Linked DNA regions of Mus musculus: regions 1, 2 and 4 are each linked to region 3. Evidence: chromatin loops called from intact Hi-C (ENCODE). Cell type or tissue: heart. All regions are shown on one strand. Links, peaks and the distances in the headings refer to the core of each region. The heading gives the core; the rest is flanking DNA.

Region 1 (8,062 bases), core at 2,046-7,045, 54 kb before region 3:
CCCCGGTTGAGGGATGGGGCCACCCACCTACTTCAAAAATATTAATCCAGAACTTCTGTCAAAAGGAACTGCAGGGATAAAGAATGGAGAAGAGACGGAAGGAAAAGCCATCCAGAGACAGCCCCACTTAGGGATCCATCCCATCTGCAGACACCAAACCCATACACTATGACATTTGAAATATAAATAAATAACAAATAAAACACACACACACACACATACACACACACACACACACACACACACACACACACACACACACACATACACACACACACTGATGCCAAGAAGCCCTTGCTGACAGGAGCCTGGTAGAGCAGCCCCCTGAGAGGCTCTGCTAGAGCCTGATCAATAGATATGCAGATGCATGCAGCCAAACATCAGACTGAGTGCAAGGACCCAAATGGAGAAGTTAGGACAAGGACTGAAGGAGCTGAAGGGGTTTGCAACCTCATGGGAAGAACAACAATATCAACCAACCAGACCCCCCCTGCCCCCTGAGCTCCTAGGGATCAAACCACCAACCAAAGAATATACATGGAGGGACCCATGGCTCCAGACTCATGTGTAGCAGACGATGGCCTTGTCAGGCATCAAAGGGAGTGGGGAGGCCCTTGGTCCTGTGGAGGCTGGATGCCCCAATGGAGGAGAACACTAGGGCACTGAAGCCAGAGTGGGTAGGCAGGTGGGGAAGCACCCTCATAGAGGTGAGGGGGGGGGGAAAGATGGGGGTTTGTGGAGGGAAAACTGGGAAGGGAGATAACATTTGAAATGTAAATAAATAAAATAACCAATAAAAAACCCACACATATATAAAACAACACACACACACACCACACACACACAAGCTCTCACCAAGCAAACAGAACAGTTTTTAAGAGTTACAGAGGCAATCTATTGACTGGAAAATATATGTAAGTTAACACTGAACAGAGTCAACACTCAAAATGTATAAAGAATTCAAAAAAGTATACTGTGAAAATACAAGTAACTCAATTGAAAAGTGGGTAAAAGATCTTAATAGATAGTTCACAAAAGTAGGTCTATGTAGGTATATGGGGGAAATGCCACCACCACCAACCATGGGGGAACTGTAACTTAAAACCACAAGGAGAGACTAAGACCCTAAAGAAAGAAATATTGTATTACCTCAAAAGGAGCAGAAAACCATTCAATAAAATTCAACATCCATTCACACTTCAGAAATAGAAGTGAATGGCTTCCTTTATCTGAGAAGAAGATATTTAAATAAATACCAAATAACTTGATGAAACACTAAAAGCTTTTGCCACTGATGTCTGCTTAGACTTTTAGTGTAATATGCTGGCAGGGGCATATTTACATTTTAAAGAACAAGCACGCCAATCTACAGCAGGTGCTTCACTGCCACACATCTACTGCTTCACTATAATAACTAGCAAAAATTGAACATTTTTTAAAAGTATATTTTTAAAGATATCAAAAATCACAAAAGCCACAATGACTAAAGAAACTGAAATGTCCCCCAAAGAAAAGACCCTTTCTAGATAGCCAAGATCACAGCCACATTCTTCCCTAGAGGTTTCCTTTTAGAAATTAAATCGGCAGTTGCAGTTTAGGACTCGGTGTTACTCCTGCAAAAGCAAAAGAGACAGAAGCCATGAAGCCTTTCCCAGACAACACTCCTGGCCCAGCAGAGGAGCCTGCGAGGGCCTAAGACACAAAGCATAGTCTCAACGGGCACTTACTGAGTGCTAGGGCAACCCAGGAGACTGAGGGTGGGTGTGGAGGAGAAGCAGGCAGAAAACAGAGGAGGGCTGCTCTAGCCTGGGGTGCTTAGGGGACAATGTTTACTCAGGCAAGGAACCTGTAACCCTGAGTCAGGATCACACACTGCCACCAGGCTTGACAGATTTTGGAGTCCCATATAGACAAGAAAGCACTTTGAGGTTAAATACATTTTGGGTTGTTTTTTAACAGGGTCTCACCATGCAACCCAGGCTGCCCTCAGATTTGCTATGTAGCCAGATTAGCCTTGAACTCATGATCCACCAACTTGTATGCACCATCATACCTGGCAAGATCATGGGTTTTTATGACAAACTAGGAGAGAGGTACTTGTAACATACACAAGAAACAAATGATCATATGGATAAAAAGAAAGAAAGAGAACTGCATTTTAAAAGGACCATCAAAAAAAATAAGTGAACTAAAGAAATTGTTCAATTTATGAATCACAGATGGCCAATAAACATAAAAACATGCTCAGCTGTCATCAGGAAGCTATTGATTAAACTACCAGATGAAGGTTTTTGTCCACCACATTGGCAAAACCAAAACTAAATCCTCAAAATCTATACTGAAAATATCAAGCCCTACAAAGACCCTGTCCTGTACAACTTAAGTGTATAGTCAGAGTTAATATAAATGAGGTGAGTGTCTAAGTTTCCAGCAAGGGGTGAACATATCTGGTCTTTATTTTACTCCTACCAAGGGTCTGGCAGAAAGGATTTGTGACAGACTAGCACAAAAATGACTAGTCTAATAGGAGTAACCGTTTTATTTTAAATTTGCAATCTAAGAACCAGTTTGAAAATGAACAGTAAAAGATTCTACTAGAGACAATATAATGTTTTCAATTTTCTTTTTGTAAAATAACATCTTAATTAGTTCTTTGAGAATTTCATACAATGTATTTTGATCATTTTCACCCCTCTCCCATAACTTCTCCTAGATTCTCCCCAAGCCCTACCTACCTAACCAAACTGCATTCACAGTTTTGGTCTCTCTTGTTTTCCCCTTTTAACTTTCTAAACCTGATAAATCAATGAGTGTAATGAAAACTTAATACACTAAAAGAAAAAGGTTTTATACAGCAGAGGATACTAAGATCAGAGAGACCCTGAGGGCCTGCAGTTCTATTAACAGCATTTGAATGCTATCCTGTCTGTGATAGCTTGGCCAGATAGCTATGGGGTTGGACTTTGAAAATATTCACCCAGCAGGAACAGAAGTACTGTAAAGAACTGCTGCCCGACTCCTGATATAGGCTGCCAGAGCCTGTTTCCATACTCTGTCATTATAACCATCAGGCTGCCTTAAAAATCTGGTTATGAAGAAAAAAGTTACCTAATATTTGAAGACTATTAGGGGACTAGTCAGTGAGTTAATTCTCAAACATCACGGTAGCAGGTGTGCTGCACAATGAGGTAACTTTTAATTATTAAGAAGAAAAACCCTTAAAATTACATTGATCAGTAAGTCCAGACATAAAGGTGACTTTTCATAAGCTTTGGCCAAACGTGATTTTAAAATAATTACAGCTTAACATTTTAACAATGTAACAAAGAATGACTTCAGGGGTATAATAAATGCTTTTTAAAAAATTAACTAGATAGATCAAATGTTAAAATGGATGTCAAAGGAATTAGAAATTTCAGGAGGTTAATAACTTCATGACTAGAAAATTAGCATGTACTTTGCTTCAATGGTCACTAAGTTTTCCTTGATGAATTCCTCCTACCTGTCTCACAATACCCAGGAGGGTTCCAAATAGGGCAAGTATGTCATCTCTTGTCCCAGCTATGGCCCACTACTATTATCCAGGTCAGTCCAAGGAGGCATATGGTTTCATCAGAAGGTTCTCACTGCAGAACCCAGGAGAAGGACAACTGCTGTTTCCGTATCTCTTCCTATTCTCAAACCATAGTGCCCTAAAACAAGCATCCTCCCCAAGAAACACCATCAAATAAAACTCCAGACAGAAACATTAAGTGACCTTGAGGCTTACTTTCCCCGAGTAATGCAGTGCTGGGTGGTTTTCTATATAGTTGTTTATTTTCCAACTATTTTTACCGGGACCAACAGAATTCTGTCTTACACACATGAGCTAATTATATTTTTTGCGTTCTTTATGCAGGATTTATGTACAGGTCTCATAAAAGCTTAATTTTAAATAAGGAAGGTTCAAGTAGCACTGGAAGACAGACAGGTAAGAGTAACTTGAGCATATGGTAGCATATTGTCTAATTCAAGGACAGAGAGCATTCCAAAAAATGCTCATGGGAGGGTAGATGATTCTGCACTGACCAACAAACACTGAGTGTCCCTGCTTAATGCCATACAGACTGTAGCCACTGGAGGTCAGTAGAGAACCTGGTCCCACCAGGGGCAGACGGACAGGACCTTCCATAGGGAAAGGCAGCACTAACATCAGAATGGTGAATTCTATTCCCACACTCTCAAATGAGGAGACTGCAGATGGCATGGATTCATGTTCTGCAGTACAGGCAAAAGTATGTTTGAAGCATGTGCATACACACATATACGTGGAGATACAAAATATGCATATTTGACAAATGCTTTTAGAAAAAAACTATAAAGAAAACTAATCACTTGTAATCCAGCCACCATTATTAACTATTCCTAGTCTCTACAGAAAAACCACTATTAATATTTTAGTTTTTATCTTGCTGACCTTGAATAAAACCTACTTAACTAGCAATGACGTTTTAATTGAGAATAAAGCAAATTCTCCAGCCAGTCAAACAGGCAAGTGTGCAGTCAATCACTGCATGGAGACATGTAAACGCTGACTCAGCTGGCATGAGTCACACGAGATCCTGAGTGCATTTCCCTTCCTTGTAAGACACACAATACTTTCTGCATGTGGAGATAAAATAGTTCCTTATAATCAATGAAGTTAGATGTGGAAAAGTACAGAAGAAACTCCTCACATGTACTGTTAGAGACCTGAGATAACCAATTTAAAGTACCAGTGTACCTGTCATGCTCCAGTTATTGGTGGGCATTCAATAATCCATTCATCTATTCAATTACCACAAGTGAACAAGTCTACCTGCTAGATACCAAAGTTGGTAAAGATCACTACAGAGGTGAGGCCCATAGTCTTACAAGGCTCACATTTTACTGATTTATTTATCGAGACAGTATTTTACTATGTATCCTAGCCTGGATGCATAGCCTGGACTCCCCAGTGTAGGCTAATAAACTATATGGCTGGCCTTGAACCCAGAGATTCATCTGCTTTTGCCTCCGAAATGCTGAGGCTGAGCATAAGTGCCACCACACCTGGCCTTCTATTTTATTGCTACCACTGTAACTAATGTAACTACTTCCAATATTACCCCTGTCTACACAGGACAAACTCTTAGAAAAGCCTTAAAACCCCCAACAAATAGCATATACACCAAAACCATGTTTCAGTGTGGAGTTCCTTGGTATAGTATAAGAAGCTGTGATTCTTGCCACCCCATCTAAGGAATACACAACAGCATATATCCTGATTAGAGATGTAGTTTCCCAAGTCCTTTAGACAGAGAAGAGGAGGAAAACTGTCAGAATAATGGCAAAAACAAGACCTGACATCCTGCTCTTCCGTAGGACCAGTAAGACTACCTGTTCCTGTCGGCTCGGGGACAGAGACAGTTGGGACTGAGTTCAATTTCTGTTTCTTTTCTAGTAGTCATGCCTTCATTTTCCTTTTTCTCTCCCTATTTTCCTTATAGTTCATTCATTTCCTACAATGAGTATAGCAAATGAAAAATTTTAGGAGCTTAAAAGTGAAATATAAGTTCTACATTGGGGTTGCAATAAAATGAAACAGTAGGTGGGCTTCCTGATGGAAGTCCAGCTCATGTGCTAATAACCCTTTCAGCTGCACAGAGGAGAGCAGACAGAGATAAACAAGGGTGTGTGCAGGTCATTCCTGAAACACAAGTGCCGACTGGGTGGAACTACTCCACCTCCCAAGTCCTCAGCACGGAACTGAACCTTTCACACAATGTCCTTACTAAGAAGGGTACATAAGGAAGTGAGGTTAAAGGCAGAACAGAAGGCTGCCTGAGTTGCCAGTGGGTAGGAGAGGAGCTCCACGGAAAAGCAAGCAGCAAACCAAGTGAGTGGCTCCTGGAATATGCACTGAAATGAATTTTCAAGATAAACCAACAAACAGTCTTCTAGAGAAGACTTCCCCACCTGTTTTTAGAGATGAGTAGGTGCACTGCCTTCCCAAGAACGTCTTTAAAATACCCGTGTGATGCTTCATTTTTTTTAAATGGCATTTTATTTCTATACTGGCTTGGCTTGTAATTCTGTTGTTTCTCAACTTTATAATCTCACCTCATCATCAATCTTAAAGTGGGCTGATTAGAAAAGTGAAGATAGCATTTACAAATATTTCCCCAAATGGACTGTGCAAGATTCAGCTCAGAGAGATGTCACCTTTACGCATACCTGCCACACCATAGTGAGATCTTCCTCACACGCTTACCTGTCACCACACAGCTTGAGCTTACAGCGGAAGTACTACTTTTCCTTCAAGTTTATATCATATCCTGAGAGGCTTCCTTCCCTACCCCATCAGAGTAAGCTATGCTTATCAATATAATGCATCACATAATTAACACTGCCCCTTCAGAGAAGTTAAAACAGCATACAAGTGTATTTTGCTATATCTCTAGGACCAGTCACATGTCATTACAGAGAATTGGCACTTATGCTCTGGTTGAGTAAATACCACTAGCTAATTCAAAAGACTGTGGTGACCATAGCTGAGGCAATGTATGTAAGAACAAGCTGAACTCCACATGAGCACTCAATGAGCAGGCTCACCAGTTCATTTAGCTAGAAACTTTTCACAGGAGCCTCTCCAATACACACCACTATGACTCTGGATGAGACGTCTGAGTGAAGCAGTTGAGTCAGAACAAGACAGACAGCGTGAAGCACAGTGACAGGCCAGAGCAGACTCCCAGAATACCTAACAGGAGACTAATAGAGTGAGTCGTGCAGAGTCAGGATGACATCTTGATTCTGCAAACACCTTGCTAGGAAACGGGTCCTCTGACTCCACAGAGTTAATCCCAAAGCACGAGCACATGAACTTGTCTGTGCAGGATATGGTAAGGAGACACTGACCACAGGAAGGAAAACTGACTTTATTTGTATAGAGCACAATTATTTTCACTAGAAAGCTATGCAAATTCTAAATAAAAACTGCTGGAATTAAATTTCAACACAAAGCAATACAAAAGTGTTAATTTTAATCCCTACATATTAACAAAAAATGCAAAATTTTAAAATTTAAAAGCCAAAGCCATTTATAAGAGTATCAAAAACTGAGACATAGTTAAAAATAAATCTTACATCAGGCAGTGGTGGCGCATGCCTTTAATCTCAGTACTCAGAAGGCAGAAGCATGCAGATCTCTGTGAGTTTGAGGCTAGCCTAGTCTACAGAGCAAGTTCCAGGACAACCAGGGCTATACAGAGAAACCCTGTCTTGAAAAATAAAAACAAGTCTCAAAAAAGATGTGCAAAGCCTCGGTGTGGGAGGAACCTAGACAAACCCAAACTGAAAAATATTCTACAAATTATATAACCAATACTTCTTGGAATTGTCTAGGTTCTGAAAAATAAAGATTTTTTTAAATGGCCATAAAGAGCCAAGATCTGACAAGTCACTACCGTAGCCTGGACTCAGTGGAGAGCTGGCCACATCTGTCAGAGCATACTGAGGGCACTGGCCACATCTGTCAGAGCATACTGAGGGCACTGGCCACATCTGTCAGAGCATACTGAGGGCACTGACAGAGTCCTCACATAAGATGGCAGCGGTAGAGCCAAGTAAGTAAGAAAACATACACATATGTGCGCACATGCAATCAATCTAAAAGTAAAATAGTCTAATGTAGGTTGTATGAGTATCAAAGTACTATATGTAGACTGGAAAATGAGAAAAAAATTGCTGAAGCTGAAAATATTTAAATACATTGAAAGATTAAGAATGTTTGTGGATCAAAAGACTTAAGATTACTACAATAGTAACTTTCCAAACTGCTCTCAATGCAGTTAACTCTAATTAGAAACCCAGGATCCCCCTTTGTTGTTAGAAACTAACAAGCTGTTTCTAGGATTCATGGAAATTCAATCCCACTAAAACAGTCAAAGCCACTCTGAAAAAACAAGCACAAAGTTGGAAGATTTATACCGCTTGTTTTCAAGACCTTCCATAAGCTGTAACAACTCACAACATGCAGGATGAGCAGACACTAGATCAACAG
Region 2 (7,627 bases), core at 2,628-7,627, 810 kb before region 3:
ATGAGGGAGGAAGAACAGTAATAATGCAGCCTGCCACTGAGCAAGTTCATACCTTCTGTGTGTAAGGCCATCCTCACCCTAACTGGGTGTGCATGTATGAGGGGCGTGGTATTCATGTCTCAAGCTAACTGAGAAATCCTGGCCAGTCTTGAGGTTTAGAGGCTAGATGGGTTGAAGCCTGCCTCTGATACTTTCCAACTGTGCACACTTGGTTGTGGCTTTCATTTGTCTGGGCCTTTGAAGATGATGGAGGATTAGACCAAGCTCAGACCACCCAAAGATCAAGAGGTAAGTAACAAGGGGCCCAAGCAAGCATGGCAGCAGTGCTGTGGAGGGAGGTTCGAGGCAGACAATCATGGAACTTGATGACTGAAGCAGGTAGGGTGGGGTTCCAGGCTGTGATAAAGCAAATAGTTTACCCTCACTGATCCACAAGGGGGCATTGGATTTCATATGAGGATTAAATGAATGTCTACTATGCATCTCGGGCAGCACGCTGAGAAGTGGTTCCCTAATGCTAGAATTACTACTGATGAGGCCACAAGTCAGTTTCTGTGGTCCATGCTATTTCTCTACTGAATGCAATTTTGCAAATTCTGGACACCCTGTGGGGAAAGCTCCACCGTTAGCTGTTTATCTAGGAGCCTAGAGTCAAGTCATTCAGAGCAGGTGGGACTCTGCAGTCTGTCTACGCCTGGGAAGTTTTTTGTAATCCCACGGGCTCAGGACAAGGAAGACAAGTGCCAGGAACCCAGAGTTCATTTTAGAATGATAAACGCTCATAAGCAGCAATAGATTTTGTGCTTGCAGTGAGTAAGCCCTTACCACAGATATGTGACCAATTCTACCGGTCTTGAATCAAAGGGTCAGAGCTTTTTTGAAAAAGGGTCAGGTTTTGCCCGAAAGGCTCTAATTCTCCAATGTATGAACCAAACCACAGACTTGGGAAGACCTACTTTACTGGATCTTCCAAAACACTAGAGAAACTAAATTCCAGAGCCAGGCGTCCCATCCTTACTTGTGAAGCTTCCTTTTGGTATCGTGCCTGGAAAAATGCTCTTGAGATACAGATTTAAACTAAAACTACAGCTCTATGGAGCCTCAACAAAGTGGTCTCTCCCTGTGGCCTGAGTTCACATGGAACTTCTAGTTCGTTTTAACCTCTAAAGGTAGTGGCTAACATTTATACCATGTATTTCTTCTGCACTGTGTCTACTGATGAAATCTGTCACAATCACCCTTCCAGGGAAGCGTGACAGGGCAATTACCCCACTTCGCAGATGAAGAAGTGAGGTGTTAAGCAGAGATTACTGCCCTCTAAGTCCGGCAGGCTGTTCGGCTCTGTGCTCGCAACCATAAACTGGACCATCTGATTACAGATATTTATTATATTCTTACAGGTGAATTTAGCTTTAAAATTGCTTTAATACTTGCACTTACAAGCAACAGGTAAACAACAACGAACAGTTATTACTGGGCAGTGTCACAGGGATAGGGGAGTTGAGAGGTGGGGTGGGGGCGGGGTGTCAAGCAAGCTTCACACAAAGGCATTTACGTGAAGGACAGGAAACACTGGCATGCTAAACTGCAGAGAATACGATACAAACACTACGAGGGCTGGAGACACCAACAACATTAAGAAACACGTCTGAAATATGAAGCTTAGTATATAGTTCAGATGCGGAGTGTCCCCGGTGGTGGCCATTCTTGGTTGTCAACTTGACTCCATCTGGATTGAACTAAAATCTAACAATGGAGGGCACACCTGGGAGGGATTTTTGCTTAACTTGAAGTTGGCAGGTCTTCCTTTAATTCTGATCTTCAAGTGGGAAAACGTACCTCTAGTCTGCGCCATGCCTTCTGCTGGCAGCCTATACAAGGACATGGAAGTAGGGAGCGTTTGCTCTTGGCTTGCTTGTCCTTACCTTGCTGGCAAGTCCATCCCTTCACCGGCGTCAGAGCCTACTTTGGGATTCCAGTGTATACTGAAGATCAGCTGAGACATTCAGCCTCCTGGACTGAACAACTACTGGATTTCTGGACTTTCTGTTCATTGTTGGATTAGCTGGACAGAAGCCTGTACGCCATTTGTTCTTCTTCTTCTGGGAATTCATTCTGTTAAGTGCTGTTTGCTATTTTAGAGAACTCTAATACAGTTCCCAAAGGCCTGTGCCCTGAGGCCTGGTCCCCGGCCCACACTGAGAGCCACACTAGGAGGTGACAGGACTTTTAGTAGTGAGGGCTAGTGGAAGAGAATCAGGTCATCAAGGGATATTTTCTAGAAAGGGATATGGGACCCTTTTTGTCTTTGCTCCCTGCCTCAATACACTGTTCTGGCACAGGCTCAAAGGAATAAGGCCAAGCGTGACACGGTAGGCCAAAACATGTGTGATGGTGTTCCTTCATGTAAACTATCTCATTTATCCTAGTCTTCTGACTTCAGGTTTATGTATTTAACAAGATGAAGTCAGAGCATCGGGCTCAGATCTAATGTTCTATTCTCTTCTGATGCCAAACATATTTTATTGTCAAGTTGCAGTAAAAAACAAAACAAAACAAAAACCAAAACAATAAATAATACTGAGTACTCTTGTTATAGATCCAGCCAAAATTCTAACAAAAATTTTCTAGCAGCTACTAGAGAACACTTTAAGTAAACCGAGCTTGGGAGCTGCAGCAGCCTCGTTCCCATTACGCTCTGAAGTCAAATCAATTGACTGTGACAATGGTAAGACCTACACTACTAAAGCCAATTAAGGCACTGGATGATCAAACCTTTATATATAAAGGAACAATAATCCAGGAAAATAGAGTTAAAATAGTCTGCTAGCAGCAGATTCCTACCATACTTTCAACAACACTCACGAGATACGGAATGATTACAGCATTAAGAATATTTCAGAAATGACAGGTAGGTGTGGTGGACAGGTGGCTCACATTCAAGACTCAAGTCTACTTAAAAAAGAAAATCTCACTAGCACTAGATTCTAGCTCCTTTGTTTCCCCCTTTCTTTTGGTTTCAAAGGCGTTTCTACAACCCATAAGAGGGATCGCAGTGCATGTAGCATACAGACTCTACACTGTACTCTCCTGACTACACCAGCTTCGTGACATACTGGTACAGCTGGTCTGCAAATGCATCAGCTGAAAACTTCTCCGCCACCCTGGCTTTTCCAGCGAGGCCCATCGTGGCTTTTAAGGATGGTTTGTGGATGAACTTCTCCATGGCTTCTGAGAAGTGCACTGGGTCTGGCTCACACAGGAACCCCGTGACCTTGTGGACAATGGACTCCAGGGGCCCACCGTTATTAACAGCGATGACTGGGCACTGCATGTACATGGCCTCCAGAGGGACGATGCCAAAGTGCTCGTTGCTCGGAGTGTAGAGCACACACAAGCAGCCGTGGAGGAGTGAGATCTTCTGTCTGTCCGAGAAGGACCGCAGGAAGGTCACATGACGCTCAAGGTCTGACTCTTGGACCATTTTCTTCAACTCCTTATAGTGCTCCACGTTCTCCGGGATCCTATCGTCATAACCACCGGCCATGAAGAGATGAACCTTATCCCACTCTTGAGATGGTAACCGATTCCGAAGCTGCACCAAGGATCTCAGTGCCAAGGGCAGATTTTTCTTCCTTTCGTATCGGTTGATAGAGAGGAACAGGAATTGCTTCCCCTTGGGGACGAGGTCATCTATCTTTTCAGGAATAGCCAAGTCAAAGCTGCCGATATTCAGAGATGGGTAGAGCACATCAGGATTTCTGTGAGACAGGGTCTTGAAGGTTTCTTTAAAGACGGAAGCAGTGTACTGGCTGTTGACCAAGATGCGGTCTGCCATGCCTGTGGTGTATTCCTCGATCCAGTCGATGGGGGCCCTGTAGAACTTCTTCAGAGCTGAATTTCTCTGAGTAAGCAGCAGATCTGGGAAGTGACAGTAAAATAGGACCCTCTTACGCCGTCTGGCCAGTTTGAACACCGGGATACAGGCAGACACCTAACCAAGGTAAAACAGTAGATAAGTGACTGGTCGCCTTAACCTCCTTGGCCATAAGCCTTTTCCTGGTTGACTAGCTGCCTGGTATTACTGAATCCATAGGACCTGGGTAAATGTCTGCATTAACCATGAACATACGGCTTCCTCAGGGTGGTTCAGTGCAACTCAGGATCATAATTAAAGATTCCCTGGAGCAACTGTGGCTATTTCCACATGTCAGCTTAGATAAGAGCACTGGGTAGCCAAGTATAGACCTTGGAAGAATAAGGTGACATCATTGTAAGTAAAGGCTGGAAACTGTTACTGACATTTACAATGACCATGACTATCAGGAGATTCCTCAGAGGACTGTAAGAAGTGAAATAAATGCAGTATTAGGATGTCATATCTAGTGTCACACCTAGGATCACACACACACACACACACACACACACACACAGCAATGTTAGTGTCTTTTAGGGAAGACTGAAATATTTACAGGACAGGGGACTTTCCAGTCACTGAAGAGACTGATGTGGATCTTGAATATCAATAAGCAAGATGTTTCAAATTTTTGCAGAACAAAAGCAAAAAGTCCAACAGCAGGTAAACTGGATCCCAGCTGTGTACATATAAGATGTAGCAGGAAACAGACACATATACTACCAGGGCCACACATCACTTCTGGAAGGATGCAGAAGACACTGTTGACAATGGCTCGCCCTCTCAAGGATGGGGACAGGGAATTTTTACATTATACTTCCTATTTGAACTTTTACTCCTGAGTAAATGTTACTTCTTAATTAAAAAAAAAAAAACACTGAGGACTGAGGGTTGGCTCCAGGAATGTTGGGTATGGCAGTGCACACCTGTCCAAAAGTCTAGCTCAATCTTTCAGTTCCAGGTTCAGTGAGAGAGCCTGACTCCAATGTTCAGGTGAATATTAGCTGACCTCTGGTTTTGATATGCAAGCTCAGACACTTGTATAGACAAAATAACTGGATTTTTCTCCAAAGACCAATGGGGACCCTAATGGGGAAACGATATGTTTAGCTTGACTTTAATCCGTGGCACTGCTAAGTACTGGAATGGCAGTATTAGAAAGACTGGAAGGGTGGGATGGATGGGACCTGAAAGCAGAGACAAAGGAATAACGGAGAAGAAAGAAGAGTAAATTGAGTCACATACAAGGTGTGGCCGGAAGTCGTCTTTTAATGCCAGCAACCACCTGGATCCAATCATTTTAGTCCCAAGGCTAAACATTTAAAATGCAGACACATAAGCCCTACCTCAAGGATCTTCAACGAAAGGAAGGGGGCGGGGGAGAGATGTCCCTGAGATCTGCCATTTTAAAGGGTCTATCCATACTAAAATTGGTGGCCGTTCTCTCCCTGGGGACTCCTGCTGGACAGTTCCTAAAAACCTAGAACAGCGGTCCCTCCCCCCCTCTCGGCGCCGCCCCCCCCCCCCCCCCCCAGCCAAGAATTGGTGGCGGCCTCACCTGGTCGCACACCACCACGTCGAACTCCTCGCCGGAGAGAAACAGCACGTAGAGCGCCAGAAAGACCATGCGCACGTAGGAGCAGATGGCGGCGCCGCGGCCGCCCCAGCCCAGGCTGCGAGGCAGCCAGTCCCCTGCGCATTGCACCGAGAGCTCGCGGGTCTCGATGAAGCAGTGGTTCGGGTCGTAGTGCGCGGTCCATATCTTCACATCACAGCCGTACTCCTGCAGCGCCAGCGCCGCGTCCAGCACTAGGCGCTCGGCTCCGCCTATACCCATGTCTGGGTGCAGAAACAGCACAGATGGGCTGTAAACCCGGGAACGGGCTCGGTACAGGTTTTCGGCCATGGTAGATGAGCCGCGCTTGCGCTCTCCGCGCGAGCTTCTGCAAGCTCCTGCAAGCTCCGCCCCTGGCCCCCTCTGGCTACTGAAAGCCGAGCCAGCGCAACTACGCCTGCGTTAGTTTAGGCCACATCAGCGATAAGCTTGTGGGCGCTAAGAAAATGCCTGACTCAATTTCTCATGTGGACCTGTCCAAAGCTTGCAATTTGGTGATGTTTGACCATATTAAGCACGCTAAATAAATTACATAAAAGAAGCGAAAGGGCTGTACTTTCACACGGCCCAGTTGTTGTCGGCGTAATCTTTACAGGCATATCTCAGGACAGCCCAGTCATCCAAGAGTCTGCGAAGGCCCTGCCAGCCGGCCGGGGGGCGGTGCCAGAGCCTGTATCTACGAGAGTTCTGAGTGCTCGGCAACTTCACGACTTCCCTCTTCCTGCCTCCTGTGCCCACCGTTCTTAGGCATCAGCATGGTGCGCGGTCCCCGCTTCCATGGGGTGCACTAGCCCCTATCTTGGTCTTCCTTTCTGGGACCTCATTGCTCTTCCCAGCTTCTCGGGTGGGTGTGGGGTCGGGGGTGTGAAGAGGATTTGACCCGCGATGTTCACTGTTTGTCTGCTTCCCTCTGCAGCCGGGTCCAACGCCCAGTGGCACCAACGTGGGCTCCTCTGGCCGCTCTCCCAGCAAAGCGGTGGCCGCACGGGCTGCGGGATCCACTGTTCGGCAGAGGTAAGTGGCTGGGGGCTTGCGGGGGACGCCCGGTTATGGCTGGAGGAGGCTAGGTACCCAGGGTTGCATTGCATTGCTGGAAGGAGGAGTTCCAGGATGGAAAGATTAATAGGGGCCGAGTGAGCCCGAGCTGACGTGGCCATCTAGTTAGTTAAAGGCCCTTTAGGAGGGAGGCATGGTTTTCCTCTCCTTGATCAGCTGCACGCACCACTTTAGTTAAAGGTAAATTAGACTAGGATCAGGAATAACTTTAGGAAAAGCGTTGGCATAAAGCTGGTGTGTCTGAGGCTTTACCTTTCAGTCTTCCATATGGAGGTCCCATACACACTCAGTTTAACAAAATGTGTCTTACACAGTCTGTCACCCTGGTTCCCCATCCCAGCTGTGTGTGTGTCTTTCTTTTTAAGTCTATTTTGTGTATGTGTGTGTATTGCACGCACCTGTGTGTGTGTGTGTGTGTGTGTATGTATGTGTGTGTGTGCGCGCGCGCATCTCTTTCTTGCCTGGTGTCCTTGGAGGTCACCTGAAACTGCAGTTATGAATGATTGTGAGCTACCATATGAGTACTGGGGACCGATTTGGGGTTCTCTGCAGGAGCAACAGGTATTCTTAACCTCTCAGCCACTTTTCCAGCTTCAGGGTCTCCTTATTTTTAAATGTCACTGCTTATTTATAGAAATCTAGAAACTCCAGTTATTTATCTTTTTTAATTTGGTGTGTCTTCTCTGTACAGTCATATGCCATATTTCATAGGAAGACCTCACTACTTTTTTTCCTCCATTTCTGTCCCCCCAGTTTAGCCCTCAACTTCTTCTGCTTTGAATTTACACCACTATTCACCCTCCAGTTGCTCTTCCACTTAGGTTCTCTGTAAGTTTCTGGTGGTGCCTGTTAAAAAAGGCTTTCAGAGGGATTCCACGCCTCTCCTTTCTCCCTCCTGTGAGCCAGCAATTCTGAGCTTACTACCATTTCTTTCCTTTTCTTTTCTTTTTTTTTTTTTTTTAGTTAGTTAGTTTCTTTTTAGACATTCCCACACAACCTAGGGTTGAACTCAGATCATCCTTCCTTCACCTCCTATGTGC
Region 3 (8,062 bases), core at 1,614-6,613:
AAAGTATGAATAATATATATAGTCTAATCAAACTAGAAAAATACATATATAGACATCAAAGCAAATGACTTACATTAGTTTTTTAAAAGAAATGGCCATAGAAGTAAAAAAAAAAAAATACTAAGTCTTCTTATATCAGCATAAGAGACAAAAATTAGAATTATCTTAACACAATTTGTCTGGTTCTGAAGATCATACGTTTTATATGATTATAAAGTAAATAATAAGTTTTTAGAATCCTGACTTGAAAGATAAATAAGCAAATTTAGCAATACATACTGAGCTAGTGGTTAAAAAAAAAAATCACAAAAACTGAATTACAGATTTCTATTAATAAAACAACAGAGAAACATCAAAACAACATTAAGAGGCTACAAATAGTAATACCAAGAATGTGAGATGCTCTGTATCTATATCTAAGTTACCAAGGGAAAAATGAGATGGGAAAGGAAGCTACAGACTTTAGCTTAGGCTGGTAGCTGATCAGTGGCACAGTGTGTGCTCAGGATGCTCAAGGCCCTGGGCTCAATTCCAGGCAGCCTAACGTTTTACAGGAGACACAGAAACCAACTCGCATGCATGGAGCTCATGTGGTTCCAATTTGAGTGACCAGTTTTTAAAATAAGACACAATTAGGAATATTTAACATCAAGTAGTATCTGAATACATTTGTAAGTGTCACAATAGTGTTTCGGGGGGAAATTAAACCAGTGCCTGGACTCTATGACATATAACTGGGGTACAGCCCAAGCAACTTTGTGTTGCTGTTTATTTGTCTGTTCTGAGATGAGAACAGAATCCAGGATACCCATGAACTGTGTTTTATTAAAACTGTCTCAACTAATTTTAAAGAGCAGCCCATAGTGTAACCCATAGGTTACATTTAAAAAGTTATATAAAAAGGATAAATAACCCACCTGCTATGAATCTAATTAAGGGCTTCCAATAGTATTTTTTTGAAGATTGAACACTTTTATTGTTGACATTAATGACTAAAACTGACACCTACAAAAATCTTAAAAATTAAACTCAGCAGACTCTACCAGTGTTTACTTAGCTCTCTAATTACTTAGCTTCCTAAACCAGGTACTATTTTCTTGGCTTCCTATACATATAGAAAAATAAAAAAACAAAAGCAACAGTAATGAAGGTATTAGCTTATAGAAGCCCAGGACTACCAGAGCTAGTAACAACCTAGAGTCTTAGAATCAAGAGATTAGTGAGATGACATCGTCAATAAAACAACTGGAATAAAGGGTTAAAATCTCTAAAGTTAACAGAGAATATCTGACACAACTCCATTCAGATTTATCCATCCCTCTCTTACCTCACATTTTCAAAACTTACACACGACCAGCGCAGAGAGCACAAGCTAGGGAAGGTAAGCAGAAAAGAAACCGCTTCAGTTCTCAAGCAACCTGTCTCTGACACAAAGGAGAGAGGGCCAATAGCACTCAATGAAAGAGTCATCACAGAGTCTGTGGTTTGATGCCCATGCAGGAAGGCTTTCAAGGCATACAGTGATGTAGTCTAGAATACTTTTTTTCCCCCTAGAATACTTTTGAGATAAGGGGAAAAAAATTGTCATTTGATTCCTGAAATTTAGTGTTATAACTTCAGCTATTATTTTATGATCCCTACATATTTAAGAAGGTCTTAGTAGGTCTTTAAAACTGAGGTAGAGTGCTTCTTACTATGGTAAGAGGATATATGGATGTTGAGAGCCAACCACTTAAGGGAAAAAATGATGACCTAAGCTAAACGGGAGCTGGAGTTTTCTATGTCTGCCTGTGAAAGGCATCAAGTTGAAGCCTGAAGGGAACTCAGAGGATTATTCATTAGACAGGTGGGATACTGAGTAAGCAGGTTCCGTCACTGTGACTGAATTAGCAGTCAGACAGGCTACACACTGTTGAGATTAAACCAATGCTCTATGAATATTTGCTAAGCTAGTTTAAGACGAGTTTAAAATGATTAGAACTAAGTAAGCAAATACTATGCTCACATGGGCGCTAACTTGACTTGTGCTTCTGGTTTATGAGAACTTCTGAGGCTTTGCTTTCAGACCATTCATCTTCACAGGAGTTCTCTGAAATGGCTTCTGGGCTTCTTCTGGTCCTATCATCTATCTTTGCTTGGAAAGACAAACACACAATGTGTTTTTAACTAGACTTTAGGAAAATGTAGGCTTTATTGGAGAAGAAATCTTCACTTAGGTATTTAACAGGGTTGATAAATTCTCTAGAAAAAGTCTGTGTTACTTAGAAATAAATGTCCTCATTCTGTTTGGTTTTGTTTGTTGGTTTTTGAGACAGGGTTTCTCTGTATAGCCTTGGCTGCCCTGGACCTCACTCTTCTTAAACTTAGCTCTAGTGACATTTTCCTACAGAAATGTTTCAATGTTTCAATTTCTTAAGAATGTTGATCTTTGAACTTCTCAGTCACCTAAAAATAATTTCTAACAGACAACTCTTTTTAAGGCTGAGGAAAAGATTAGTAATTAGTATCCTTAAGAAGTATATGGCCTCTTATTAATGCAACAGTTCTAGAAGGTGCCACAGTACATAATAACACACATACACACACACACACACAGAGAGAGAGAGAGAGAGAGAGAGAGAGAGAGAGGAGGGAGGGAGAGACAGAGAGACAGAGAGTGACAGAGACAGACAGAGAGAGAGAAGAGAGAGAGAGAGATCCTCTATATAGAAGTAATTTACTGCTATATACTTACAAGTGCTAAGAAGACATATGTGGCCTCGTTTATACACAACTGTAGCCTTCAGAACTATTTTCATTTCATTTAGTTTACACTACTTTATTTTGAAAAAAGCAGAGTATTATATATAGCTTTTTAAAAAATGGCTTTCAAGCCATAATGAGAATGAAAAGTATTTTAAGTGCAGACATTAAACTTTTTATGTGATACGGGGGAATACACACTACAAATTAAGAAATCTATTTCTAGACTCAGTTTCGCCTGTAACCAACTACACAGCTTCTTGCAAGTTAATTATTATTCTTAAGCTGTGAAGAAAGTAATTTATATTCAATGATGCTAATCTTAGCTTTCTAAGAATCTACCACAATTCAAGTATTCTCAAATGCTGTCATTACGGTCCAATTAAATTCCTCTCATGTTCACATATGGAGTTAGACCTTCAGTTTTTGTCTCAATTTGACCTTAAGAAGAGGCCAAGTAAGTTGCATACTCAAGATAGACTTCAGAAGAAGAACTGGGGGAAGATTCTTTTCTAAGATGGGATGGTGTTGGGCAGGCAGGGAAGTACCAAGCACCTAGGTATGCAGGAGAGCTGGTTATTCTCCAGTTCAGAGCACTGACCAAGATTTATGTATGCTTCTAGGGTGCAGAGGTTGCAACAAGGCTAGCAGGAGGCTCTAGCAGAGCCTGTCAGATAATCACATCCTCCACCTTTTCAAATTCCTATTCTCCCAGTCGACACCAAACCAGACTCCAGTTCCGGGTTTCCAACCAATCACATTAAGCCACAACAGAGGGCTTTGCCAGCCGGTTTCAAGGATCCAGAGAGAGATTCACACGACCCCAACACCTGTCGGCTTCTAACGCCCCTCCATGTGGGAGAAAACATTAGGTGTACCCTAGGTCCCTTAGGATTCTGGTGCCCCAAGCAGGTCCTCAACGTCCACAAAACTGAAACGAACTCCAGGGGCCTCAGCGGTGACCTCCCTCCCACGGATCACTCACTCCCCCCAAGGCGAATTCTCCTATTTGCAGGTTCCAAGCCCTGACTGTGCTTTCGCAGGCCTTGTGGACCGCAGGCTTAAGGAGCCAAAAGAACGGCCAAAGTGAAGGTAGTGCCCGGGGGTGCACGCCTCGCCAGCGGAGGAGAGTCGAGGCAAGCAGGGGGCTGCACCGTTCCCCCTCGCGGAGGGCGGGAGGCGTTCAGGGACACAGTCGGAGGGTTTGTCACCCCGACATACACTCACCAGGAGCAGCAAGGAGCATCTGAGGTCTGCTAAAGACAGGAAGACCGCAGGATTCATGGTAACGACGGGGTCGACGGCGGGGTCAGGAGGTGGCGGCTGGGACTGGACCGGGCTAGAAAAGGGCTGGGCTCCGGGGCCGGCGGCAGCGGCACCTCGTCCTCTCGACCCGGAGCTCCAGCGGCGAACACCCGGGACAACTTCCAGAGAGGCCTCTCACGCCCTCACTTCCGGGTCCTGCCCATCTCGAAGCACGTCGGGAAATGTAGTCCATACTGTAGTTTCATTGACCATGTCATCGGAGAGCTGGGACTCTCTTTCCCAGTAAGCCCTGTGCCCACGACGGCCAAGCCATCTGTGCGCGGGGCTCTTCGGGATTGGAAGGGACCGCGTACCTCTGTGCCTCCGGGACGGGAACTACAATTCCCAGAGGGCTGTGCAGCCTGGAGCCCCAGGCTACTTCTTCAGAGCTCCCGGGCTCTAGTGTCCTGGGGTCTGTTCCTGTGGGCGCAGTGGCCTGGCTTGGCGGTAGGGGCGGCCCCGTGAGGGTTGTGCCTCCTGGGGCGGCCCCGGGACGCCATTCTTGGAGTCAGGGGTGAGTAGGAAGCGGTCCAGCATCGGCGGCTCGGGTAGGATGGAGAGCACCGCCCCGGGCTGCTGCTGCGTTTTCTTGGCCCGCCTGATCTGAGGTGTGGCCTGAGCCTCCATCCCTGGCCTCCAAGCTGCTGCCTCTTCTTTCTGTGCTACTTCCTCCGTTATATAAGGAGAATCACCACTGGGGCTTCGGTCAATCACTTACCCAGGGTTGTTTCAGAGGGTCCGTGAAACGAAGAGAACAGGGATGGGAAAGCATGCTGTAAACTGTAAAGCGCAGTGCCCAAGTGGCCGTGACCACTTCTTACAGTACAATTACGAAGTAACCAAGTAATAAAGGATTTTAACTTGGTGTATGGTAGCTTTCCAGAATCTTCTGTGAACATCCAGCTAGATCCACGTGCCTGGAAAGTTAGCCACATCATCACTACTTAGGAGGCATTCTTCATTTGTGATTCTCCCTACTCCAGTTCTTTGCTTCAGCCTTCCTGCTGCCTGAAGTGGCCTTACCCTTTTTCTTTCTGGCTTGCCATCTCAAGTGTCACCACTTCTGACATTTGATTCCCCTGACATCTGTCACAGTCACCAAATCTTTCTTCCTAAGCAGAATTTCTTTTTTCTGTGTGTGAGCTCAGCACCACTACGTTTGCATAGCAGTAATTAGAGTGTTTATTGCACAGGCTTATTTTATAATTATTTAATGATGATGATACATTTTAAAGCACTAACAAAGTGGCTTTGATTTCTTTCTATAAAAAATTATTTATTGGGGTGGGGACAACAAGGAAATGAGCATCTCTGCTAAAGGAGAAGAAGGAGGAGGAGGAAGAGGAGGAGGAGGAGAAAGAAGAAGAAGAAGAAGAAGAAGAAGAAGAAGAAGAAGAAGAAGAAGAAGAAGAAAATGATGAAGAACTAGCAACAGCACCTAGAGGAATGGCTTTCCCAGGGAGACAAAATTAAAGTGTAGTGGAGCCAATACTTAAACCCACTATTTCCTAAGGCAGTGGCCTTATCAATGTAACATTCATCATGTTCTCTGACCAAACCCAAGTTTCATTAAAATAAGAAATTGATAAACAGTAGGATTGGTTATGGTGGTATATGCTTGTCCTCCCAGCACTTGAGAGGTTGAGATGGAAGGATCAGGAGTTTAAGGCCAGTGTGGGCTACATAATAAATTCCCAGGCAACCTAGTCTTTGAATTTCAAGACCCTATCTTTCAAAAAATAAAGGGAGAGAAAAGAAAGAAAAGAAAGGAAGGAAGAAAAGAACAGAACTCATTATTCCCTGAAGCTAAACTTTGGTCTGATTTACCCTTTGGACTTGAGACTCACCCATGACATTTCATAGCTTTCACTTAGCACCAGCTGAATACCTATTACTGTGCTGACTGCTAGAATTGTGGTTAAGCAATATAATTATTAAAGAAATAGAAATAACTATTTTAACATTTTTCAAAGTAGCAAGTAAGGTTTTTTTGTGGTCTAGCAGGCCTAAAACTCTGTTCACGTTGGATCCACAATGATGTTTTAGAATTCAGAACAGTACCTAGAATAGTTGGCACTCTACTTGTTAAATAAACAGTTAACCGTTTTAATTTTTCATATTTACTAAGATCTAAAGACACTCTGTGATCATTAACACAACTGAGCCAGGAACTCAAATGTAGTCTACTTTCACTTCACTCATTGTTTTGTAGTCTCTCAAGTGATTTTGCTACAATCCTACATGACACTCTTCGTTCTACCATGTCAGACATGCTCAGACAAAACAGAAGTGGCTCCCAACACTTCTGGTTTTTTGTTTTTTTTTTTTTTTGCCAGATGTTTACTAACATTGTCAGCAAATTAAATGAAAAGCTAACCTTTACTATAATTTACTATTTTCTAAATTAGAACAATTCAATAATCCTTGTCAGTTTCGAAAGAACTACGTCAGAAACATATGCAAGCATGTTTAAGGCTTTCTACAATGTCAGATTTTAGTAAATGACAATAAAATCACAAAGTATAATGGTTCCAATGGTAGCCTTTTGCTAGCTAATCCCACCTACTTTGGTAATCTGGCCAGGGCATATGTAGTTTGTTTTTTTTTTTATTCTGATCTCAATTACTATTATTAACTCTCATATCAAAATGGCACACAGTAAATATGCAGATATGTGGTTTATAGAATGAATACAATGTAAAGAAGCTATGACAGTGCAAGCTCAGGAGTGGGCTGATCAAAAATTCAAGCATATTCTGTCTTGATAAGTAACAACCCTAAAACAGTTTTAGAGCAAGCCGTTGGCTGTTCAAATCAGACCACAAGAGAGTCAGGGTAGAGGGCAAAGATGTAGTTGGCTGCAGAAACAAGAGGACAGAACCAGATTAGAAGAGGAATAGTGGATTTGGGTCCAGACAGGCTCATAGGTGGATGGGCAGATAGCAGTCAAGTAGGCCAAGTCAAACACCCAGGGACCCAGCTGACCCTCAAGGAAAGCTAAGAACTGTGCTTGCCAGTCCTTAGTGCACACATCCACTAGAACTCAGAAGATAGTCTGGTGGGGGGTCATTGCCCCTGCGTTGCTGGGTGTCTTCCACCCCATGGTTAGGAAGTTACAACCCACCCTTGGTCTGACATGTCCAGTAAGTGGCTTCCTTGGTATGATTTTAATATGCTCATATCCTCCCATGGTCTCAGTATACCTTGAAAAGTGTATAGGATGCCGCCCTCTCTGTTCTCAGGAGTAAGTCATTGATCAGTCTGTGCTTCAGTGGTAGCTGGGCAGGAGTTAGTGTTTTACTTCCATCCAAGAGCACAGTCATCATCTACCCTCAAAACAGAGTTCAAAAGCAGCTAATAAAGTGGAGTGTCTCAGGACCAGGCACAGGCCGAAAACCCTCCATTTTACTCAATATGGAGTAACTTAAAGCAGGACGCTGGCTAACCTCAACAAGTATTGTATGGAATCATATGACCTTCGAATGTATTAATCTTAGAAGTCAATGTGACTTTTAAACTCTATGCCTAATGGAAATGTCATCTTTTCTCATTCCTTGAGAAAGATCTCTAAAGAGCCCAATTTTCTAATCTATAGTTAAGCAAGTTGTACAGAAGCCATCCAATTTGCCATGTCAGCAGTTGTAGAAGTAGGAGTGAGTTTTTAAGTCCTATTTAAATATCTATAATAAATCATATTTGGCACTCACAAGACAGGTTTGAGAAGTATTTCTGCTTGTACTCACTGTACTCAATTTCTGTTTCAGGTCACTAGGATTGTGGAGAAAACTATGAACATATCCGAGGATGTACTCTCTACGGGGTCCTCATTAGCATCTCAGGTTCATGCCGCTGCAGTTAATGGAGATAAAGGTGCCCTTCAGAGACTCATTGTTGGTAAGCAGTCCCCTGTAAACTTAGATGCTGTGTCTGACTGGAGAAATGGTTTATTTGGTAAAGTTGTCTGCCGCACAAGCATGAGGACCTGAGCTGAGAAGCCAGTGTGGTATATCTGTAA
Region 4 (8,062 bases), core at 1,275-6,274, 1.2 Mb after region 3:
AACATACTAAGTAAATATGGACAAGCCTGAAAAAATAAATCACCAAAATAACTGAACTCAATAATACATGTTCAACAAACAGTGCTTAGGCTATTCACATAGAACACCAATATCAAACATCTTTTAGGATAGATTACATTGTATCATGGAAGAAGCCTCATGAATTTAGAAGTTCAAAATCATACAACATAGCCTTACTGACCACAAAGGAAAAAACTAATCACCAGAAAGGCAAGAGAAAAAGAATATTAACAAATGTATCAATACTAAGCAATATACCGTTGGGTCAACGAGGAAATAACAAAGGAGCTTCCAGAGTATCTCGTTATCATAAAGGGCCGGAGACTTGGCTTTGTGGGTAAAATGCCTGCCAAGTGCGGTGGTTTGAATAGGGATGACTCCCATAGATTTGAAGGATTGGTCACCAGGGAGTGGCACTATTAGGAGGTGTGGCCTTGGTGGAGGAAAATATGTCTTTGGGGGGAGGACTTTAAGGTTTCAAATGCTCAAGCCAGGCCTAATGTTTATTTCTCCTCCTGCCTGCAGAGATGTAGAACTCTCCAGCACCATGTCTGCCTGCATGCCACCATGCTTTCTGCCATGATGATAATGAACTGAACCCCTGAAACATAAGCCAGTCCCAATTAAATGTTGTCCTTTATAAGAGTTGCCGTGGTCAGCCTCTCAGGAGCCTGATATAGCTGTCTCCTAAGAGGCTCTGCCAGAGCCTGACAAATACAGATGCAGATGCATGCAGCCAACCATTAGACTGAGCATGAGGTCCCCAATGGAGGAGTTAGAGAAAGGACTGAAGGAGCGAAAGGGGTTGCAACCCCATAGGAAGAACAACAATATCAACCAACCAGACTCCAGAGCTCCCAGAGACTAAACCAACCAAGGAGTATACATGGAGGGTCCCATGGCTCCAGCAGCATAGCAGAGGATGACCTTGTCGGGCATCAATTAGAGGAGAGGCCCTTGGTCCTGTGAAAGGTTGATGGATGTCTCAGTGTAGGGGAATGGCAGGGTGGGGAGGTGGGAGTGGATGGGGGAACACCCTCATAGAAACAGGGGGAGGGGGAGGGGATAGGGTATCTCAGGGGAGGGGGAACCAGGAAATGGGATAACATTTGAAATATAAATAAAGAAAATATCCAATAAAGAAGAAAAAAGAAAAGAAAAGAAAAGAAAAGAAGAGAAGAGAAGAGAAGAGAAGAGAAAAGGAAAAGAAAAGAAAAGAAAAGAGTTGAGTTGCTGTGGTCATGGAGTCTCATCAATAGAAACCAAAACAACCAAACATCAGGACTGTGTTCAATACTCAGCATCCAGGAGAGAAAATTAACAGAATGTGTACATGTTTGTAGTCAGAAAACTGGAAAGGAGGTCTCAGGGCTGGCTAGTCTAGTCAAGTCATAGGGCTCCAGGTTTAATGAGAGACCATGTCTTAAACTATAAAGCAGGGCATGCCTGAAGAAAACACTCAACTTCACACACACAACACATACACAATCACACACACAGACACAATATCTTGAGTTGGGTGAAAATGTATAACATAACAGTGCTGGCTACTTTTCTGTCACCTTGGCACAGCTAGAGTCATCTGGGGAAAGGGAATCAATCTCACTTAAGGAAAGGCCCCCACAAGACTGGCCCATGGGCCAGCCTGTGCCCGAGGTATTTTAATGATTAATAATTAATGTGGGAGTGCACAGGTCACCTTGGGTGGTGCCACACTTAGTCTGGTGGTCCTGTGTGCTAAAAGAAATCAAGTAGAGCAAGTTACACAGAAGCAAGCCAGAATGCAGCACTGCTCCATGGTCTCTACATAGTTCCTGCCTCCAAGGTTCCTGTTTTGAGAGCCTGGCCTGACTTCCCCAGATGATGGACTGACCCCAAGCTGTAAAATAAAATAAACCCCTTGTTAGTATCAGGCACACCCATGAACAACTGGAAGCGACTTCACAGCAATCAGGTGTCTTTACAGGCAGCTCTCAGACCCAGAGAAGAGACATGTCCTCTCTAGAAGACAGTGTAGCTGCTGGCTCCTGCTGTGTCTATTCACCCTGCCCCCCTCTCTCTTTCCTTCCACACTCTCCCAAAGGCTGCCTCTGACCCCCTCCCAATAAACCTCCCATGTGAGACCTGCTGCACGGTGTGATTTATTTAGAACCGTGACGCTTATTTCTAACACTCCTTCCTCCTCAAGTTGCTTAGGTCATGGTATTTTAATCACAATAGAAACCCTAACAAAGACAATAACAAACATAAAAAGAAAGCCAGCACTAAGGTGAATTTATAGTAATAAATGACTACATCATTAAAGATTTTAAGCAACTTAATATTGAACCACATGAAACTAAAAAAAAAAAAAAAAGAAAAAAATGTAAATCCCAAAGTTAGCAAAACAAAAGCAATCATAAAGAGCAGAGCAGACACAAATCTCATAAAAAGAAACCAACAAAACTAAGGGCTAATACAGAAAACCTCAAAACCTCATGTAATTAAAATCAGAAATATACGGCGATACAAGAGATGTTTCACAAATAAAAAGTTACAAGAAGGAGCTTTACAGGCTGCAGAACCTAAAAGAAGCAGTTAAAGATCCCAGGTACATATAACCCTAAACCAAGAAAGAATACAAAGCCTCCGCCAGTCAATAGCAATCAGAGACATTTAATAAAGAGTCAGAAGTCGAGGGCTGGAGAGCTTTGAGCTCAGAAGTTAAGAGAACTCGCTGCTCTTCCAGAGTGCAGTCCTCAGCACCCACCTCAGGCTGCTAGCTCACAATCTCTTGTAACACCAAACTCAGGGGATCTGACGCCCTCTTCTGTCCTCCGAGAGTATCAGCACACATATATTTATACATACACATATGGACATAAATAAAATAAATCCTCAATAAAATCAGTGGTTTCTCTAGAGAAATAATAAATCACCCCCCCCCAAATGATCAAGAAATCTGGTTTGTTTATAACAGCAGGAAAAAAATATTTAGGAAAAAATAACCAAGCAGGTTAAAGATCTATACTCTAAAACTCTAAACCATCCATGAAAGAAACAGAAAACACACATATAAATGAAGAGACAGTCCATGTTCAATGACTGTTCCATGTCTGCACTACTTAAATACTTAACTCAAAAAAATCGAATGGCTTTTCCCAAAGACATAAAGAGCAATCTTAAATTACGAATAGCTGCAGCAATCATGAGCAAGAAAAACATGGAAGAAATTATGCTTCAAGATTTAAAATTCTAACACAGAGCTATGATGATTGACAATAAACAAAACAAACAAACAGAACGCAAAAAGGGATGTAAAAAGGTGGGATTGGCCTGACTGCTGAAATCTCTCCTCTATGTGAATATACATCACTACATCCATTTACACCTTAAAGAACGGTTACCTGAAAAATGAACAGTTTATCACCAACTGCCCCCCTTCTCCTATGAGGACAAAGATTTGGTCTAATTAACCACTTTATCTTTAATATTTATCATATAGTAAACACTAAAATATCTGTTGAGTGAAAAAAAAAAGAAATGAACTTGGGACATCTGACACTAACCAGGGAAAGGTTAGAGTTAATACATGGGGTGAGGATTCAAACTTCTAACTTAATACGTTCGTTGTTCTCTGAGGTCCCAGCGGTTAAATTTTCAGGCCCTAAATATTATCTAAGTAATATACATAGATCCCACAGGATGCAGTGAGGAAAACTGTGGATAAGCAGTTAAGTCACGGGGCTTCTGGATCCACCATGTGCGTGCTTCTCTTCAGTGGGCCTCAGTTCCCTCCCGTGTGGAACTAAAGCGTGGGAAAGAGAGTACTGCTGGGTACACACTTAGAGACACGGAAGGCATTTAGAAACTATTTGTTGTATGCATCAGTGAAATCTGGGAAAGCGCACCGTGTTGCCGTTAGAAGCGGTCCTGCCAATCGCAGAAACGTAAGCTTTTAGCTCGGATCCCTACTCCACGCTAACTCCTGAAGGCTCAGGACCAGGGTCCCATCTTAACCCTCTGAACTCGTCCCCTCCGCTTCTGATTACTTACGTGGAACTTAGACCATTGAGAAACACTCAGATTTACCTGGATCGAGACCAAAATTCTCTACGTGTTGCCAAGGGAAGCTTCCACAGCCAGCCTCTTCTTGCTAACCGAGACACGATCAGCGCCGCCATTCTCGACAAGCAACCCAAGAGCGCCAGACGTGCCCGACTCAGCCAATCAGATGAGAGCTTACTTCAGCGGCCCCTGACGTTGCCCAGACCTATGCATTCCGGGAAATGTAGTTCGCTTGCCATTTACGGAAGAAGGCGGTGGCTCGCTCCCTGGGCATGTTGGGAGTTGTAGTTGGAGCGGTTCCGCGAAGGCTCCGGGTAACGCCTTCTGGTCCGGGGGTGGTCGGTAGTAGTGCAGCTTGACTTTGAGGCGGAGGAATTGGCAACAAGGAGGAGATATTACAGGGAGACCCTAAGGCTAGGCAGCGGGACAGAGGACTGGGTTTGGGGTTGGAGGACAGCCAGACAGAACGTCTGATATGCCCCTAGGAACTTGACCGCTCCGAGACAGAGGCAGGACCACACCAGACCCATCCGGTGAGCCCCTTCTCGCCGAGCCTTATTTCCAACAGCCATCTAGGCCTCATCAGAGCCCCAATGTCGTGTGGCTGCTATTCCTGAACGAGGCGATGGCGTCCCCAAGCCCACCGCTGGAGCCAAAGGTGAGTTGCCCTTTCAAGAGATCTCCGTTATTTCGCCACTCCCAAGACAGCAAGGCCGCGCCATCACCTCTTCCCCTGTCCCCCTCCTGGCCATTTCTACAACTCTTAAGAAAGGACCCCAGTCAACTCCTGTGTACCCCTTGCTGCGGGACATACCCCTTGCTGCAAGGTGCTTTTAGTTCACTTACAAACTCCCCAAGGCCCCTTTTTCTTTTTTCCTTTCTTTCTTTTTTTCTTTTTTTCAAGAGTAACTTGATAAATCGGCTGGGGAAAATTAAGACTGCTCCAAGTTAGATCTCATTTATGAGTTTCTCAGGTGAGGCACTTTTTTCTTTCTTTTCTTCTTTTTTTTTTTTAAATCTCGTCTGTCCTCTGCAGCTAGCACAATGTCTGAACTCAAGGTGAGTGTTTAGAAAACCTAATGGAACTGCGTCGAATTGGGTCCCAAGCTGGTGTGGGTAGAAGCTTGGGGCGAACAGTGAGGCCAGGGAACGTTGGGGTGGTCTTAAGGCTGTTAACTAAAAACAGTCGTGGTATTAGTGTGTAATAACGAAAGCAGAGAAGACCTTCAGTTTGGAAGGCGTGGATCTAGACCAGTCCAGATCCTTTTCAGTGTGAGGTGCCATGAATTGAGCACCTTTTGGAACTCTTACTTACCGTGTTCCTCCTAGTGAATGGGAGCATGGTAAAGTGACAATAACTTCTCCCACTTTCAGTGGAGAGACCACTGGAACTGACTACAGAGAGAAAACAATTCCAGCAGTGGCTGACATTTGAGGCTATGGCTATGTTTCTTACTCAGGAGGAGTGGGGTTATCTGGATCCAGCTCCGAGAAGCCTGTATAAAGATGTCATGATGGACAGCTACGGAAAGCTGGTCTCGCTGGGTAAGAATGCACGCTTTTTCTAACTAAAATATCTAATAAGGTACTAACACTTAAACCCAGAATGCGTCAAGCAGTGTAACTGACACCAGCACTATTTTGTCCCAACCTTCTGATTCGGATCTTTCTACAACTCTGGTCTCCCTCGCTTCCTTGTTAGCAAAGGCTGGCTTTGGCAGCTTCAGAATCTCATTCCCAGACGGCTCTGTTGGCTCTGTACTTTCCTTCCCGGTTCATCTTCCCACGGCTCTCCTCCCACCCTCTTTTCACTCTGCCTTCTGGAGCCTGGGCTGCTCATCACACAGTGTTCCTTACCGCTCCGGCCTACACTGAAAGCTGGCACAGAGCCGAGCACACCACTTCTCTGGCAGACCTTCAAGTGGGGGCTGCTCATTCTCCCGGGTCCTCCTTCCTCTTGCTTTGTCTCAGGACTGGGAGGCAGAAGTTAAGTGTTCTCCCAGCTCTCCCAGTGCTTGTCCCAAAGCATTTATTTTTCCACCTTCCAGGAGCATGTCCTCATGTGGGGTCAGCAGTCCTGTTTCCCCCAGTGCTCCTGTTTATCATCATCTGTCACGACCCTCCCACTCCCACTACCTCCCACCCCCACCACCTCCCACTACCACCCCCCCACCACCACCACCCTGCTTAACCCAGTCATTGAGTGAGCTGCAGTGGGTCTTGATCCTGTAAACTTCAGGAACCCTGCTTTCCATACCATTGACTCTGGCCTTAATTTTGTTATGACAAGCAAGTCTGAAAACACAGTATCCTGGTCTCTGACCACTGTTGACAACTAAACAAAGAGCCAGAAAGGCTTGCTTCTTGCCCTGGTGGAGCCTAACTGCAGCTTACATTTCCGTCTTTCCTTCACCTTTCCACTTGAAGCAATTCATTCATAATGCATTTTCCGTCCCGTGATGTGTTCATGTCTCCCCCATGGTTTCAGTTCTCCCGACTTGTGAAGATCTCTTCTAATTGCCAGCATGTTGTCTGGCCACTTTGATACTATTGCTATACTTACTCTGCAAATTTCAAATCATGTATCTTTTATAAGATCTGTCCCTTCTGTCCCCTTCTACCTGATTCCCAAGCATCGCAGGATCAGTGTCCTACAAGTATCTAGTGAGGAGGGTTTTTTGTTTTCTTTTTGTTTTAGTTTGGTTTGGTTTGACTTCTTTGAGACGGGTTCTCACTGTGAGGCCCCGGTTGGCATGGAACTCACTCTATAGACCAGGCTGGGCTGGAGGATCAAGCGAGCCTAGGGCCTTGTTGATGCTAAACATCTTCTCTACCAGTGAAGTACAGCCCCAGCTCTTTACCTTAGTAACCCTTGTTCTAATATAGATTTATATCATGGTCTTCCCAACTTGGGGGAAAGAAAGAAACTTAACTGGACCAATGGCTCCCTCATGCTGTTTTCTGTGACTTACTACATTTCTTTTGCCCGTCAAGGTTTTATTAATTCCTGTGTATTTTATACAACTCTACCTTCTCATGTCTGTGATTTTTGTCTTGCCTGCTCAGACTCCTCAGACACATTTTGGACCTTATTCTACCTTTTTATGGATGTTTATGACTTTGTTTTAAGACAGGTTTTTGCTTCAAAGCCCAGGCTGGCTTCAAATTCACAATCTTCTTGCTCCAGTCACCCAAATTACTGAGACTTCAGGCATGCCCCCACTGCACATCTGTTTAAAGCTCTTTATAGCTTTTTTTCTGTTTGCTTGTGTTCCTTGCTCTCTATACCCTTTGCTCAGAGGGCCTTCCCTGTACTCAGATCATTGGCTGCCACCACTCGATGGTAAATCTCATCTATGAGAGGTAATATGGCACCCACCTACATCCTACGTGTGAATCTGACCTCTTCCACTGCCAGTTTCGTGACTGTGGGGAAATCTTTTCATTTTTCTTCAGTAAATGGAAATAGTAACAACATGTACTTCTTAGGTTGTTGTTTCTCTAACTGGGCTAATATATAGGTAAAGTACTTCAAATGCTGATCAGCGAATAATAAAAATAATGACAGTCTTAGTTGATGTTTCCTGTTTTACACCACCACCTCCCCCCCCCCCTTCATTTGATTGATATTTTTTCTTTTCACCTCTATTGAGTATCACATTTGCAGTTTTCTTCTTTTGGAAACAATGTAAGTTATGTCTGACAAGTCTCAGGAGTCTCCTCTGCACAGTGAAGTTCCCCCTCTTTACTACTTTGTCTTGACTGCCATTTCTATCATTCTGCAAACCATTCTTTATGTTCATTCTTAGGACACACTGGTCAGCACTGAGGGCAGTAACTGTCTTTTTCATTGCATGTTTCCAGCACTTACCATAAAGCTAGGCCTGAATCACATGCTGCTTGAATGGTCATGTTTCTGGGGAAGAACACAAGTTAATTTAAAAACTGTTGCTCGTGGTTGGATTATTGCCTCAACACTAAACTGCTTAGCACT

Evidence for each region. Peaks named below come from ENCODE experiments on the same cell type or tissue, not always from the same donor. Only the 100,000 strongest peaks of a DNase experiment are listed, where the experiment ranks them.
Region 1: a loop joins it to region 3, with 4 times the contacts of the local background. A loop is called at or near these places in 7 of 42 quality-filtered maps.
Region 2: a loop joins it to region 3, with 2.6 times the contacts of the local background. A loop is called at or near these places in 3 of 42 quality-filtered maps.
Region 4: a loop joins it to region 3, with 7 times the contacts of the local background. A loop is called at or near these places in 2 of 42 quality-filtered maps.

The regions. Positions count from the first base shown.
Region 1 is chr4:48,221,227-48,229,288 of GRCm38, forward strand. The region is part of intron 4 of Erp44 (endoplasmic reticulum protein 44); the gene reads right to left. Among named protein-coding and RNA genes, the nearest start is that of Mir1958, 12 kb to the left of the region's middle. In heart, for the core only: a CTCF peak has its summit at 4,104 (motif pointing right); no DNase peak of the experiment used is centred there.
Region 2 is chr4:47,468,465-47,476,091 of GRCm38, forward strand. It overlaps Alg2 (asparagine-linked glycosylation 2 (alpha-1,3-mannosyltransferase)), which reads right to left and starts at 5,903. Exons shown (of 2, transcript NM_019998.3): 1 at 5,475-5,903; 2 at 1,369-3,994. The coding sequence starts at 5,822. The coding sequence ends at 3,095. It overlaps Sec61b (Sec61 beta subunit), which reads left to right and starts at 6,197. Exons shown (of 4, transcript NM_024171.2): 1 at 6,197-6,289; 2 at 6,448-6,545. The coding sequence starts at 6,287. In heart, for the core only: a CTCF peak has its summit at 5,356; DNase peaks (open chromatin) are centred at 5,877 and 6,177; H3K4me3 peaks cover 2,903 bases; H3K27ac peaks cover 2,194 bases.
Region 3 is chr4:48,275,415-48,283,476 of GRCm38, forward strand. It overlaps Erp44 (endoplasmic reticulum protein 44), which reads right to left and starts at 4,175. Exons shown (of 12, transcript NM_029572.3): 1 at 3,970-4,175. The coding sequence starts at 4,026. Invs (inversin) reads left to right here and starts at 4,346. Exons shown (of 17, transcript NM_010569.4): 1 at 4,346-4,561; 2 at 7,812-7,941. The coding sequence starts at 7,836. In heart, for the core only: no CTCF peak of the experiment used is centred there; a DNase peak (open chromatin) is centred at 4,297; H3K4me3 peaks cover 2,535 bases; H3K27ac peaks cover 1,959 bases.
Region 4 is chr4:49,516,870-49,524,931 of GRCm38, forward strand. It overlaps Mrpl50 (mitochondrial ribosomal protein L50), which reads right to left and starts at 4,214. Exons shown (of 2, transcript NM_178603.4): 1 at 4,093-4,214. The coding sequence starts at 4,184. Zfp189 (zinc finger protein 189) reads left to right here and starts at 4,307. Exons shown (of 3, transcript NM_145547.3): 1 at 4,307-4,726; 2 at 5,529-5,613. The coding sequence starts at 4,694. In heart, for the core only: no CTCF peak of the experiment used is centred there; DNase peaks (open chromatin) are centred at 4,282 and 5,912; H3K4me3 peaks cover 3,231 bases; H3K27ac peaks cover 1,484 bases.